2 separate regions of the Homo sapiens genome follow, and region 1 is linked to region 2. Evidence: chromatin loops called from intact Hi-C (ENCODE). Cell type or tissue: MCF 10A. All regions are shown on one strand.

Region 1 (8,000 bases), 77 kb after region 2:
GCACTCATCCAAGGGTTGAATTCCACTGTATGGGGCCAGAAGTTTCTTTTCATATTGTCCTCTCCCCTTTGACTCCTGCAGGACCTCTGCTGAGTTTTTATGAATGAGGAGGAAAAAAAATGTCATTGAAAAGTTCAACCAACTTTGGTCTCCTCTCTCTGAGTGATAGATAGGTTTAATTACTCTGAATTACTCAACCACTCTACTCTTCTCCCCCAAGTCATTAAAAATAGATTTTCTCTTTGAACTGCACTCCGCCCTCAGGTCTCCAGATAGTCAGGAGTTCTTAGGAGACAGCACCGGGGTCAGCTTCTGGTCAGAAGGTTGTGCATTGCTTTAGTTGCAATCACAGTCTCCGGAACCTCCAGCTGTTTTTCTGGGGTTTTTGTGCCTCTTTTTCCTTAATGGTGTTGATCACGTGACTTTCACAGCCCAGAGGACAGGCAGGAGGCTGGGTTGGTATTTACTTTATGAGAATTTAAGGGGATCTGAATGCATGACTATTGATTGTTAAAGAAATGGATCTAACACTGAGAACAAACAATAATGAGTTCTTCACATTAATTACTGTGAAGCTGATTCATAGGAAAAACCTAAGCTGAAAGTGTGGGCTCAGAGGTGTTCTGCTTCCTGATGAGCCCCAGAGATAGGTGGGACAGATATTGTCTTTATCTCAAAATAAGGAGATGAGGGCTTGAGGCATAACCGGAGTGCCCATGGCGACACAGCTGATCACTGGCAAGACCGGGACAGAAAACTTCTGCTGCGGCCACTACCCAAGCTGTGCTAACAGAGGGCTTGGTGACATTTTGTAGGAAGCTCAGATGGAAAACGTGGAGCCTGCTCACAGCCTCTTCCATTATCGTTCTGGTCCTAGTAAGCTTAAAAACAGAAGTCCAGCCAGGTGCAAAGGCTCACACCTGTAATCCCAACATTTTAGGAGCCAGAGGTAGGAGAGCCCTTGAGCCCAGGAGTTTTTGACTAGCCTGGGAAACATAGGGAGATTCTGTCTCTCCAAAAAAAATAAATTAAATTAAATTAAATTAATTAGCCAGGTGTGGTGGCACACACCTGTAGTCCAGCTACTCAGGAGGGCTGAGGCAAGAGAATCCGTTGAGCCCGGGAGGTAGAGACTGCAGTGAGCTGTGATTGCACCACTGTACTCCTGCCTGGGTGACAGAACAAGACTGTCGTTTAAAAAAAAATCCCTTAGGGAATCTTTCACCCTTCCCAATCTATGTCCCTCTTCACCTTCTGGTATCACCTCTCTTGCTGTCTGGCTCCTGATTCACCCAGCTGAATCACTGTTAGAAAACAGAGGGGAGTAAAATGAGCTAAGAGATTTGCAGTGGTCAGGCGGGTGAACCTGACCTGCAGTGTCCAGCAGCTTGACTAGGAAGCAGAAAGATGTTCTTTCTAGGAAGAAGAATGGCCCCGGTGGCCGCTTTTGGGGCAGCTCCAGGAGAAGGGGCCTTCCCTCTGCAGTCCTTGCCTCTGTCTGTCTGGACCCCGCTGCATCTGTGTGGGAATTAAACAAACTTAGACACCAATTTTGTTTCTGTTACCCTACAAAGGATATGACCTTACCTGCGTTACTTAAGCTGACACTCAGTTTTCTAATAGGTAAAATGGGACTAAGAATACCTCCCTGGAAAGGTTGGTGTAAGGATTAAATGAGGTAATCTATGTGACGTGCCTGGCATGCGGTAAATACTGGATACATGCAGCTGTTGTTATTATTGTTCCTGCTGCTTCAATCCATTCAACAAGCTCGGTCCACTGCCCAGCTCAGGGCAAGGTGGGGCCAGCCAGGAGCCTGCCAGCTGTCAGGAGACCTCAGTGCCCATCACTTCCCCCAGAACCTTAGGCAGCAGATCCAAAGGGACATGATTTCCTTGCTGCCTCCCTCACCTGCTCCCAGCAGGGGAGATTGAGATTAAGGTGTTGCTTCAGGCATCCAGTAGACATCAGCTCTTTCCTGCTGAAGGACAGAAAGTGGTGTGGGAATTTTTCTTTGGAGACTTGCTGAGCCAAAGGGGATGGAGTAAGAGGCATGTCAGGAGGGAGGGGGCCTGGACTTTCCCCAGAGGGTCTACCTTGGCTTCTCTGCCTGAGAGAATAAGGCCAGGGTCAGGGGCAGGACTGGGCCTCCCCAAACATTGGCCCACATTTCTCTCCCTGTGAGGACTCTGAATGAGTGTCAAGGGAAGCATAGTACACTAGGCTGCCAGGCAGAAAATCTACAGAAAATCAACATCTCCATGTTAATTGCACCCATTTACAGAAGGGCTTACAAGATTTGGTGCAAGCCTGTGAAGAAGAAAAACTCCACCCACCCATTTATTCCATCAGTTAACAGCTACTGGGTACTAGGAGCTGTAGGGTGCAGAGAAGCAGAAGCCTCACCTGCCTTCAGGTTGCTTCAAGCCTCCTGATCCCCGCTCTGCTCTTGCCTCGGATCTCGCAGTGGACTCCTGGGCCACCTTCTCCCTCCTCATCCTTCAGAAAGAGCCCTTGCAGTATATCTGAGAAGAGCGAACAGTCAGTCCCATCATGGGCCGTGGAGGATTCTCCTCCAGTTGGCCACTTTGCCACTCACTGCAAGTGAGGACTTAAGCGCTCTTTGGGGGCCTTAATTTCTCAGTAGATCCAGTGAAAATCATAACACATAACAATACCTGTCCTCTCTTCCTCTCTGGGGAGTTGTGCAGATCAAATGAGATAATGTGTGTGAAAGCATTTCAAAAATGCCAAAACCCTCTGCCAGGATTGCTGTGACTGCGTTATTGATCTCTGTCCATACAGCAGCCCCAGCAGGGGTCTCTCTTCAATCCACCATCAGCTGTGTGTGTAAATGAGTGTCAGATCTTTTCTTGAAAACAGGTTTGGATTGGGGGAAAGAGAAGAAAGTGGCTCTGAGACCCTATAAACCTGAAGGGGTGAAGGGGTGGGCCTGCAGGGAGGGACCACCAAGAGAAGGTAAAAAGGAAAGGAGAGAGGCCCAGGGAGCCAGCTCCATCAGCTTCAGCTGCTGTGTGCTCTGCCCTGAGCCCTGAGGACCAGGAGGCTGTTGATGAGGCCAACTGGTGCTCCATTCGGGCATCTGTGCCACCTCCCACCCCTGCCACCTGGCTCCCAGCCACTGAGAAGGCCTCTGTTTCTTCCCTTGTGTCAGGAGCAGGGGACACGTGTGAGGACAGGTGTACCATCTGGCAGGGCAGATTCCAGGGAAGATTCCAGGGAAGATTCCAGGGAAGAAAGAGATTAAATTCTCAATCTTGGAGGGGCCCACCAGCCTGGGGAACAATTTTCCCTTGTTCCTTTCATCCCTCTGTGTCTCTCTTGCATGATTGCAAAGAAATCTTGCAGATCGCTTGAACACTGAGTGCTCCTGCCAGAGCCCCCTGAGGTGAGCTGCCACTCTCTGTCCTCTGAGCCACGACGGTCCTGGTTCTACTTCTATTGTGGCATCTGTCCTACCATATTGAGATTATCTATTTCCTTGGTTTTGTTCTCAACTGAACCATGGGCTCCAGGAGGGAAGAGAATGTAGCCCTGATGCCTAACAGAGGGTTGAGTACAATGTAAGTGCTCAGTAGATGTTTAAGGACTAAATGGGCCTCCGGCATGATCCACTGTCAGAATCATGTGAGGTTTTCTGCTTTCACCTCAGGCGTTTCTCCAGAAGAGCCATAGAAGAGCTCAGAACCATGTGGGTCCTTCCAGGTGTCCATATAGGGTGGCAGAGATGCAGTGTTGATTCTCTGTCCCCAGGCTCACTTGGCAAAGGGCGCTTGTTCTTATGCCTACCATTGGGAAACTCTTCTGTGGAAAGGGTGATGTGTCTGCTCCTGATGGGAGTAACTGCCCAGGGGCTCTGTCCAGGATGACTCACTCTTAGGGCCTCTGAGGCTTTCCTGGCCTTACCTTGGATGGTCCAAACACTACAGGTGTGCCATGCTTTTCAAGACCTTCAGGAAAGAGGCTGGGTCCAGTGGCTTCCCTCAGTGACTTGTCCCCACTGCCTCTAATAATTATCTGATAATGTGTCTGGCTATACTGGGCCTGACACTCTGTGGGCTACTCGTGTGCTGAATTGAGAGAGTTGGTCAGGGAAGGAAAACTGCCCCACACTCTGCACTCCCTGCCAAGTCCCTCCCACATGTATCTTCAGCCCCGCTGAATCAGGCCAAGGAAGGCACCAGAGACGCGGGGCCCCGGGGCCAGGAGAGCCAAGAACACAGTGTGAGTCACCTTTAAATAAGAGTATTTCTTAAGTAAATGACTTAACAGGACAGTTATATTCATTAAAGGTGTAATTACAAGCCATAAGATCAAGCAGAAAAGAATGTCAAGCATGAGGGTGGAATCCAGTTTGAAGCAGCACTGCGGGTCCTGGGGAGAAGGCCATAGGGGGCAGGAGAAGGGCCTCCCATTGTATAATTCCCATTGCCACACTCACCTGCCAGCCCAGCCACCCCCAGATCCCAGCACTCAGAGTGGAGGGGGCCAAGGAGCCTCAGGCATAATTAAAATGCAATAATAGTAAACAAATGCTAATTAAAGTGTCATAGAGTGTCCCGTTAAACTCTGAGTCAGCCCTGACAGAGGGCGCCCGACGCGGTGGACACTCTCCAGGAGAAAGCTCCCTTTCCTTCTTGAGTTTCTGAAGACATCTCCCTCCCCACCCGACCCAGCCCTAGAACAAGTGCTGGGCTGTCACCTGGGGTACAAAGTGAAGTGGCTCCTGACTGCGGAGGCTTGAACTTGGTCCTTTATGGACTTCATAGATGCAGAATGATTAGAACCAATTTCTCACTGGGCATAAAGTAGTCCCCAGAGCACTGTTGCCTTCCCCTACACCCCTAAAATCCCTCTAATTCCTTCCATAGCACCAAGGAAGAGTGATATTCTGTTTCTTCCTGGCCCCAGGACCTAACATTTAAAAAGACCCACTCGGAGAGCTGGAGTCATCTATATCAGTGGTTGGCCTGCGTAAGAATCGGTTGGAGAGTTGTTAAGACCCATTTCCTGGACCTCTTCCCCAGTGTTTCTGATTTAGTGCACCCTGGATTTTCATGTTCAGTAATCTCACACGTGACACCAATGGTGCTGGTTTGAGAACCATACACTGAGGGCCATTGCTCCTTGAGGGCCCCAGACCTGCCTCATGGAGGACATTGTTTTGGCCAAGGCTAGAAGGCTTGGAGGCATCACATATTCCAGCTCTGTGGTCTTTGCAGTTCTTCCCATGGTCACCCAGACTCACATATCCAGACTTGCACCATCCCTCCCTTGCCCTCACCAAAGGTGTTTGAAGAAACCCTGCTTTCCAGTGTCTGCTTATATGGTTCTTTCCACCTGGAATGCTCTTCATCTGTCTAAATATTCTTCACCTTTTAAGGCCCGGACACATACTGTGTATACTCCGTTTAGGGCAGCACTGTCAGATAGAAATAAAATATGAGCCACAAGCATGAACTACATGTGTAATTTTAACTTTTCTAGTAGCCACATTTCAAAAAGGAAGAAGAACAGGTGAAATTAATAATACATTTAATTCAAGATAAGCAAAATATCTCTTCAACATGTCAATAAAAATTATTGATGTAATTTTTTCCCTTTTTTCTTTTCCTCTCTAAATCTTCCAAATCCAGTGTGTATTGTAGACTTACAGTACATCTTAATTTGTCCTAGCTACATTTCAAACTCAATAGCCGCATGAAGCTAGTGGCTATTGTACTGGGCAGCACAGATGCAGGCAGTGTTTTCTCGTTGCTCTGAATTCCCTCAGCCCTCTTTGAATACTTGTCTTAGAACACGTATCGCTTTCTTCTTTTTATTGCTAGCCTGTTCGCAACTTGAAGGTGCTAGTTGTGTTTTAATGCTGTCGTTGTTTTTATTCTGAAGTGCCTAGCACTGGCCTGGATGGAGGACACAATCAATGAATATTGACTGACAAATGAATATAGAAGCACATGAATATAAGAGACAGAGGAGGCTCCTGGGAACATCTGACTTTGAGGGTCTCCACCCGGTCACTGTGACATTTCTTTCCTCTGGTTTGTGTGTGGCTGTTACATCTTAGAGGACAGAATAATTCAAGTTTTAGACCACCCCCCCTCCACCCCTGCCAACTTACAAGTTTCCTGTTTCACTTTGCTCTTCAACTCAGTGCATTAAAAAAAAAAAAAATCACCAGGAGGGCCCAGGAAACAGGAAAAATAGTTGTGCTATTGGTTTCATGTTTGGAGAAGAACAGGGTTTCACTATCTCCGTGGCACTTGGCGTGAAAGTGGGCTTTGTTGCTGGAGACACTGCTCCCATTCAGGGCCCCTTTTCCCAGCTGCTGAGGGCTGGGCTGTGTTTTGACAGACGGGCCGAATGCAATGCAGACAGTTGTTTTAATTTGCAGCCAGATGCAGACATCCCTCACAAGGAGCCCGAAACCCAAGAAAAGGAGGCTAGGCACTGGACCACCATTCTCAGGCCTCAGAGAGTGGTTTGGAGGGGGCCAGCGGAAGCCTCCCAGGCAGCCAGGGTCTCTGTTATCCCAGAGGGCTGATAGTCACCAGGCCTGGGAGACGTACACTAGAAGGTCTCCGGCAGATACCTGTCTGAAAGGTGTTTCTTGTAGGCATCGTGGGCCATGAGGCAGGGTTCAAGGGTTATTCTTTAAGGCGGTGTGAATTGGTGGTGGTGGTGGTGGCTGCATGTTATCTTTTAACTGTAGAGTTGTACAGGACAAAAATCATCAACAGTCTCAAGGAGGAGTTAGGGAAACTGTGGGAAATAGAAGGCTGGAATGTCAGAATTGGCAGGGACTAATGTAGCCTTCCTCTGAGGGCAGAAATCCTTTCTTCCAGCCTTTGGGACGAATGTCACCTTGACTGCTTATGCATCCCTGTGATAGGCGTTCCTTTGGAAAGCCAGGCGGTTGCATGATGTTGAGCTTTTCTGAGCTTTTCACCCATGAGTCCCACTGCAGCCATACTGCTCCCCTTCGAACACTGGAAAACAGCCTGCATGACTACTTTGAGACTCTTCATTGGACTAAATAAACATCCCAGGTTCATCTGCTGCATCCCACCCCATCCTGGCCACCCTCCAGGAAGGATCTCTGGTTGAGCAACGCCTCTCCTAGGGCAGGCTGCGGAGACCTGAACTCCGGACTCCACAGTGGGGGGTGGCTTCTCTCGACCCTGATGCTGTGTGTCTATTTATGCAGCCCATGGTCAGATTAGCTTCTTTCGTTATCACCTCACCCTATCAGGTCACATCAGATTTTGAGTTGAGTTGACTTTGAGTCAACTCAAACCCTTAGGTCTATCACACTTGAACTATTTCAAATCAGCTATCCCCCGTCTTAAACTTATAGTACCAGTCTTTTTTAAAGCTAAATTGCAAGATTTTACACTCATCTCCCTGCATTTCATGTTTTTATTATTAAAGGGAGGTGAGGGATGTTTAAAGCTGATCATGTCACTGACTTACAGAAAAGCCTCATATATGCAATGTTAAGTGTGATGATGTAGGAAGGATGGGTGGGGACACCCAAGAGAGGAAAGGCAGGCTCATCTCTCTCCCCTCCCACCCACTGTACACCCTACACTTAAGTTTATACTGAACTTATCCATGATCGCTTTCGCTCATCACAATCCTTCAGATTGGCATGTCTTTCCAGGTCTCTGCATCTGACCCCCTCTTACCCTTCAAGGCACCCCTACACCACTGGTCACCTCTTCGCTAAGTTCCCCAAACCTTCAGCACTCACAGCAATCCCACACAACAAAAACTCAGCACAATGTAGAGCAAGTCTCGGTTTGTCATTACCAACTCCCACTGGACCGTAGGGTTCTGGGAGGGCAGAATCTGTGTGCTGTTCGCTGTCGTTTCTCTGTTGCATAGCACCAGAGCTCCACAGCGTTGACATCTGATAAACATTTGCTGAGTGAACAGTGTTAGGATCCATCCTGAACCTCTCAGGAGGATGCCGTGGA
Region 2 (8,000 bases):
GACAGAAGGGAAACTCATTCATAGAGAACCTGCCATGCACCAGGTCCTTTCCATCCTAAGGTGGCTTATCCCTTTTCCTGGGTGCACTACATCCAGCCCATCTGGGGCTGGAGTACATAAGCATTGCTCTACAGAAGAAGAGGAGCTTCCACAACCCTCTGCCATCTTATCTTTGGTGACTTCTGAAACTGCAGGGTCCAGAAGATCCAACTTTACACATTGCAGTATGCAGTATACTCTCACATTTCTCCTCTCATTTAGTTCTCATAGCAGCTTGAGAGGTTGGGATTCATAGCTCCATTTTTTTTCTTTTTTTTTTTTTTTTTGAGACAGAGTTTCATTCTTGATGCCCAGGCTGGAGTGCAGTGGTGCCATCTCAGCTCACTGCAACCTCCGCCTCCCAGGTTCAAGCAATTCTCCTGCCTCAGCCTCCCGAGTAGCTGGGATTACAGGCAACCACCACCATGCCCAGCTGATTTTTGTATTTTTAGTAGAGATGGGATTTCGACATGTTGGCCAGGCTGGTCTTGAAATCCTGACCTCAGGTGATCCTCCTGCCTTGGCCTCCCAAAGTGCTGGGATTACAGGCGTGAGCCACTGCGCCCAGCCTATATCTCCATTTTGCAAATGGATTGAACTGAGATTATTGAGTCAGTAAGCAGTGGATCCTAGGCATAAATCCCTAGTTTTGTGGCTCAAAGTTCACAGCCTCCATGAGGGCTCCATACCTTTGTTGTGTCTTTTCTTCTATCCTACCCTAAAGCAGGCATTCAGCCTATCTTGCTAGAACCTCGTGACATGTAATCTCTGTAGGTTTTGGGCTACAGTAGGTGTAAAGGACAATAGGACATGGGTTCTTTCCTCAGGTGCCTAGTTGAAGGCATGAGATAAGCTTGCCTCCTTTGTTCTTCCCCTCAAGACGTGATCTGGGGGCTCCATTCTCATAAATATTCAGGTGCGCGTCACTGGTGGTGGTGCAATGTGGAGCTGGGGGAGAGAAGCCCAGAAATCGGGTGGGCTGAGCTCAGTCCCAGCTCTACAGCCACTGACCTTGGGGAAATCACCCCAGTTCTCTTATCCCTAAAATGGAGACATTGATCATTTCAGTTCCTCCTTCACAGGATCGTGGGGCAATTTAGTGAGATGATACGTGTGAAAGCAACAGTAACTGCACACCACTGCACAAATGTAAGGGTTAGTGCTGCCTTCTCTCTGCTACCTGACCCATCTGATCAGCAGCATCAGAAAGAACCTAACACCTGCAGGTTTTATCCCGCAAGTACATGGCCTGGTAATGCTCTGAAGGTGGAGAAAATACTTGCCAGGGACTTTTACAAGATCCTGGTCATTGTGCTAACAGTAAGGGAAACAACAGTCCAGATAGGACAGAGTACCTTGCAGACGTCTTCGCATAGCACTGGCTGGTTTGCTGTCTCTAAAAAATTTTTTATCTTGTGAGAGTTTCAGGTTTGCTTTCATGAGTCAGCTTTAGGGAAGTAAGCTGAAAGCACAGTGCAGAAAAGATTTCAGAGCTCGAGTTGTTCAGGTGGTGTTCTTTGGAGCGCATTTGTTGTTCAGGCTGTTGCTCCTGCTTCCCTCCCTTCCAAATCCAGCCTCCCTACGGTCTCTCTCACACACACAGAACCAAGATCAGCCTCTCTGGGCTATGTAACAAAAACCATCTTTCTCTTGCTGGTCCATGACATAACCCTGCCAGTCTGGGAGCTATTACTTTTTCCAGATGTGGAATAATTGCAGGGCTAATCACCCCTGGAGACTGCTGGGACCCTTCTCTAAGGGTCTCCAGGTCCTTTCATTTAATCCTCATGACAGTCACTAACAATAAAGAAGAAAGTGGTAGATGCTGAGTGAGGAGCTAAGATATTTGTCCAGAGACACAGCAAGCTGCATGTAATTCTGGTTCAAAATTCTTAGGTCTGCAAAAAAACTGAAAAATGTCTCTTGTCCCTCCCCCACCTTCCTACAGGAAGGATTTTGTACAAAATAACATTGCAGGCCGGGCGCGGTGGCTCACGCCTGTAATCCCAGCACTTTGGGAGGCCGAGGCGGGTGGATCATGAGGTCAGGAGATCGAGACCATCCTGGCTAACAAGGTGAAACCCCGTCTCTACTAAAAATACAAAAAAAATTAGCCGGGCGCGGTGGCGGGCGCCTGTAGTCCCAGCTACTCGGGAGGCTGAGGCAGGAGAATGGCGTGAACCCGGGAAGCGGAGCTTGCAGTGAGCCGAGATTGCGCCACTGCAGTCCGCAGTCCCGCCTGGGCGACAGAGCGAGACTCCGTCTCAAAAAAAAAAAAAAAAATAAAATAACATTGCAATTCCCAGGACAGCCCTTCATTCCTTAGCTACTTCTCTACAGATGTGGGGCCACCTACTCTCCCCCTATCCCATTTTCTCCATCACCGCCTCCTGCCTCCAAGCCTACCTTTCTGAAAGATGTTCTTGACACTGTCATTAAACAGCTGCCAGCAACACCTGCTGGCATTCTCTGTTGCAAAGATAACAACCCAACTTTAAAAAGAGAGAATACAAAACAAGAAAGGCTATGGGAGGTGTGGTTGTGGGTTTTGGTTTTATTGTGTTTTTTTCCGTTTGTTTGTTTTTTTGCCAAATTACATTTTGTACATTTCTCTGTTGATTCTCTTATTCCTTTGCATTTTCTATTCTCTATTTATGAACCCCCTCTCCCAACCCCCACTTTAAAAATCAAGAAAAGGAAACCTGTTTCAGGATTAAATATGGTGTCAACATGTGGCTAGGATCTGAATACCTCAAAGAGAAGTCACAGGGGTTGTCTCCACCTACCCAAGCCTTTAATGGTGGAGAAGGAAAGATGGATTTAAAAAAGACGGAGGAGCCAGCCTTTTCCTCCTACCCTCCTGGGCCTCCTTCCAACAAATGATGATGCAGGGTGATGAAGATAGCGCTCTCAGAATCTGTGCCTAGTGATAACTCCCTCAGAAAGTCATGGGGATGCTTTCCCCACCTGTGCGTGTACACTGGTGTTTCTTCTGTTTATGCAAGGAGTCATTGCAGGGAGGGCTACATCTAGTCTGCTGCCCCAGTGGTTGCTAAGTCTTGATAGACACCACCTCTATCTGCCCTGCCCTCCTGCTCACCCACAGAGATGTGGCCCATTCTGAAACCACCAGCACCTCTTCCTTGCCACACCTGTCTCTAAGTGCCATTGGATCCCACTGCACAACTAATTCCCTTTTGCAGCCAGCTGGAGGAACACAAAGCTTATTACTCTCTTAAGACAATAGCTCAAAAGTGATAGTTTCTTTTTTTTTTTCCTTTTTTTTTTTTTTTTTTTTTTGCTTTCAGAGACCAACAAGGAATAAAGGGGCAGCTTCAGCTTCAGGAAATCGAGTTGTGTTTTGTGTTGCCAGGGGGTTGGGGGCTGGCGAGGGCTGAAGAGGTTGGGTTACTGGAAGCAAGATTCAAGGGAGCTTTGCAGAGGTCAACCCCAAGCAGTCTTTGTGGGAACCATCAAACTGATGACTCTGCTGATTTTCTATAGTGTCATGGAAAAGGATTGTAGGGAATTCTTGCCAAGTCTTTAGAAGAAAAGATATATATAGCTAAAGACATGTATATTTATAGAGAGATATATGGATATATTTATGCCAGTCATGCCAATGAGCTCTGCAGCGAGGAGAGGCCTCTAGAGAAGAGCAGGGCACCAGGATCTCCCTGCAGCACTTTCTGGCCCTTGGGAAAAGGAAATAAGAACATCATCGAAGGTACCTGGATCTGTGGCCTTAATCCTGAGAGGCCCCACCTCCTGGACTGAGAGGGCCTCCTTAACAAGGCCAAGCCAGGAGTTTTCCTTTGAACGGTTCAGTCAAATCCCTGCAGCCTAGAAGACACCTTAGAAGGAAATCTTTCTGGGAGTCTTTGATCCCTGAGGAACCTAATGTTCAGAGCAGAGTGTGAGAGGCAGGGATTCCTTATGGGCCAATGCCAGGAGTAGGGAGGGGGCTGATGGGAGGGCTGAGTGCTCCATGCCTAAAAGAAGGGAAGAATGGCCCCAAATTCATTTTTGCTTCCACCTGTGGGCAAAAAGCTTAATTGGACTGTTGGGCTTGGAAGGGCCCAGACCCTGCTTTTAGAGGAACTGGGAGGCTTGCCTATTTAGCTGGGACCATCTGCTGGCCCCCCGCTTAAGCCTGGGGGAACAGCTGAGGCTTACTGAGAAATTGGGCTAAAGATTCTTTCCAGAAATCTCCCTGGAACTGCATGAGGCGTGTGTGTGTGTGTGTGTACTCTTTGTGATTTCTCTGCACCAGCGGATCTCTTAATGTGAGTAAAGCAGCGCAGGCTCAAGGGTGAGCTGGGCGGGAGGCTTTGCTGGGTGTGCCCAATATCTGGCTTTAACATCTCTCATTCCATCTCCATCATGTCAACAGCTTTCAAGATTGACTGAAGCATAACTGCTTGCTTCATCCCCAGCCTGTGTGCCCCTTCCATCCCTGCCTACACCCAACCCTGTAGAGGCCCTGGGGTGTGATGAGTAAGTCAGGGTAATGACACCACACCCACATTATCTAGGGCTGGCCTTGGTATACTTTCCTTGGTTTTTTTTTTTTTAAGCAGGGGGTGGAGAAGGGAGGCAGAATATGATTGCAAAACCTATTTGGCTGTAGCTACCACCTGAATTCCTCTTTTGCTACAGACAGCGTCCCCCTTCCTCCCCAGGCAAGTTAAATTGCTTAGGACTGGCAAAGAGACTCAGAGTCTAAAGAAAACCTTCGGGTTGGCAGAATAAACATTCTTACCCGTCCCTTCCCTCCTCCCTGTCTCAACCCACCCCACATCTATCCTCTGGGCCAGTTAGCCCTCATTCCTAAGGAGCAGGCTATCATGTGAACATCTGGGGAAATCAAGAATGAAAGTTACACTTGAGTAAAAACTTCCTAGAACAGCACTGTCCAAGATAACATTCTGTGATGAGAAAAAACTTTTATATCTGTGCTGTTCAATACAATAGCCACTAGCTACATGTGGCTATTGAGAGATTGACATATATTAGTGTGCCTGAAAAGCTGAATTTCTTATTTTACTTAATTTTAATTAATATAAGGATAAATAGCTACCTGTGGCTAGTGGCTATTACACTGGATGGTACAGTTCTAGAATATGAAGTAGAAATAACTTAGAAGTCTAGGGTACCATGAAAGCCTAAAGGAAAAGTCTCCAACTCTCAGTCCCAGTTGAAAAGGGGGCAGTTTTGTAAGATGCTACAGTGCAATTTCTTTTTCATCTGCCCCAGAATAAACCAAATTCCCAGCTTAAAGCATCAGACGGGCCTCTCTTGGTGATCTGTTTCCCAGGTAAAAGAAACTGAGGGGTAGATAAGCAGGAGTGGGGCCCAGCACCGTCCCCCACCCCCAAAGACCCCCCCCTCTCCCTCTCTGGCACCTGGCTCTGGCTTCTCGTCTACAGCAGGGACCCCAGTGGGGACGCTGCGCAGAATGGTGCTGCAACTGCGGACATCTGGTTTCCCTCCCATCTCTGCCCCTTCATTTCTTTTCTGTCAGCAACAGCTCCTGGCTGTGGATGGTCAGCAGAGTCAACGAGGCCTGCAGACCTCCTTTCCGGCTCCCTCTACTCCCCCATCCCCTGCTGAGGAAGGTTAAGGGAGAAAGAGAAAAAAAGAGACAGGAAGGCAGAGTGAGGGTGAAATGAAATGTTAGTGACATTCAAGAAAGTGAGTTCATGGGGCTCTCACTGCCCTCCCTCCGGATTCAGGATGAACCTTGTCTGGTTTATAAGCCATCAGTGGCTTCTCCCCTGTCTGAGTTGCCAAACTCTTGTGCCCCCACCCTCCATGGCTCACTGCAACACATGTGCCTCCTCCCATATCATGGCAGGTCCATCTGTGACCTTTGTTCTTCTGACCTCTCCCCTAGACGAAGGGGGAGCCCCAGAGGAACTTTCCCTCCCTATCCCAGACTGAATACATTCAACCTGCCTCTCTGTACAGCCTCCCCCAGTCGCTGTGGGTAAACAGGAGGAAGAGAGAGGAAAAGCTTTCTTTCTTGACTAGGAGGTTGGCAGCCCCAGCTTGATTCCACATGGGAAGAAGCTATTCCTTTTTCTGATCTTGGCTCCTTGGCTTTTACTGTCCCCTACCCCTAGCCAGAAGCTGCATTAATTCACCGGGTCACTCAGCAGCCAGAGTCTCCTCTAGGAGAGGCTGAGCTGCCCAACCTAGGAATGGGCTAGAACCCAGCAGTACTGGATGCAAACTCCCCGCACAGCTCTGCCCAGCTGAAAGGCTGCCCTTCAAACCCCTTTTCTTGCTCAGAACTACAGGGGAAAGCAGGAGAGCCCCTGTTTTGCTACAAACAAGCAGAGTGATGGCAAATACGCCTCAGTTTTCCTATCTGCAAAATGAGGAGACGGCCTCATAAGGCCCTTCCGGAGCTCCATTCCATGAATGCAGTGTCCCAACATTGCCACTCGCATGGGCAGAGCAAGACGCTTTCAGTAGCTATGGAACTGCCAAAAAATTCTCTTGCAGTTTTTTGGTGGTTCTGATTTCTTTTTTCTGTCTTTCTTTCTTTTTTTCTTTTCTGAGACAAAGTATCACTCTGTCACCCAGGCTGGAGTGCAGTGGCGCGATCTGGGCTCACTGCAACCTCCACCTCCCTGGTGCAAGCAATTCTCCTGCCTCAGCCTCCTAAGTAGCTGGGATTATAGGCAGGCACCACCATGCCCGGCTAATTTTTGTATGTTTAGTAGAGATGGGGTTTCACCATGGTGGTCAGGCTGGTCTCGAACTCCTGACCTTGTGATCCGCCCGCCTCAGCCTCCCAAAGTGCTGGGTTTACAGGCGTGAGCCACTGCACCCGGCCTTTGATTTCTTAAGGAAGAGAGATGAACCCATTGCTCATCTCCTTCTACTGGTTTGATTCCTTTTGTCTTGAGTTCTAAGCTCTGGAGCTGAGCTGAGCTGAGCTAGACTGAACAGGCCACGGTGAAAGAGACAGGAGAGACACTAAGTCAATTTGCCTTTGTTTGTATAGCAGCTAGAGCAGGGAGGAGTTGAAATGAGATAATAGAAAGAACTTCCTAAATGGGACACGGTCTCAGGGGAGTGTAACATTTTCTTTCCTAGCAAAATTTCAAAATAAGAAAGTTGGAGGAGAACATTTGCCTCCCAAAAGCTATTTTTCTGGACATAATTTAAAATTACAGCTTCTCCTCCTATCGCTCTGTATTCCGCCACTTCCCATCCCTGGACCTCATCCCTACCTTCACAGTGAACTCGGGCCCACAACGGCCTGGTCTACAGATGGCGGAAAGAGGTGGGAGGTTTTGCCAGAGAGCAGGGGTGAGATTCCCCTCCCAGCCCCTCTCTGACTTCTGACCTCTGCACCTTTCTTGCTAGTGATCCCTAAATTACTGGGCTGTCTAACCCTCTCTAGGGAGGAGGGAAGCAAACAGGGCTGACGGGAGGTGGAGCAGAGAAAGTATGAGGTGGAGGTCAGGGGTCTTTTCACAGTGTGTTTTGGCAAAGGAAGCCTGTGGAGCTGCCAGTGGGATCAGACTTTCATCTCCTGAGCTAGCCCCCTCACTGGGAAAGCAAAAGCTGTCACTGGAGCTGTGATTTGGAGCATGTGCTCTGGGGAACTAGGCTGCACCCCTCAGGGTCTGGCCCCCTGAAGGAAAGACCAGAGAACAGACAGGGCCTTCCCTGCACCCTCCTGCCACCACCCTCCTCAGCCTTAGGAGGTGACAGCAGTGCCTGGAAAGGGGCTTGCTCAGAAGGAAAAGGCTCGGTCTGCCTACCTGGGTCGGGAAGTGGTAGATGGGATTGTCCTCAGGGCCCCAGCCAGCATGAAGCCTCTCTGATGCTTCTTATAGCCCTCAGTGTGTTCCTATCACTCCAGAGAACCTCCCACATGCATTTGTCTCCCAGTCCAGCAAATTAAAATCTGAAAGGAAGGAAGAGGTCACAGGCTCAGAGCC

What was found. Peaks named below come from ENCODE experiments on the same cell type or tissue, not always from the same donor. Only the 100,000 strongest peaks of a DNase experiment are listed, where the experiment ranks them.
Region 1: a loop joins it to region 2, with 7 times the contacts of the local background. A loop is called at or near these places in 2 of 110 quality-filtered maps.

The regions. Positions count from the first base shown.
Region 1 is chr1:208,104,265-208,112,264 of GRCh38, reverse strand. The region is part of intron 4 of PLXNA2 (plexin A2); the gene reads left to right. LOC105372887 (a long non-coding RNA gene) reads right to left here and starts at 5,375. Exons shown (of 4, transcript XR_007066850.1): 1 at 5,306-5,375; 2 at 2,407-2,525; 3 at 1,912-1,981; 4 at 1,475-1,518. In MCF 10A, no CTCF peak of the experiment used is centred here; DNase peaks (open chromatin) are centred at 3,874 and 4,174.
Region 2 is chr1:208,181,036-208,189,035 of GRCh38, reverse strand. The region is part of intron 3 of PLXNA2 (plexin A2); the gene reads left to right. Among named protein-coding and RNA genes, the nearest start is that of PLXNA2, 59 kb to the left of the region's middle. In MCF 10A, no CTCF peak of the experiment used is centred here; DNase peaks (open chromatin) are centred at 3,665 and 4,515.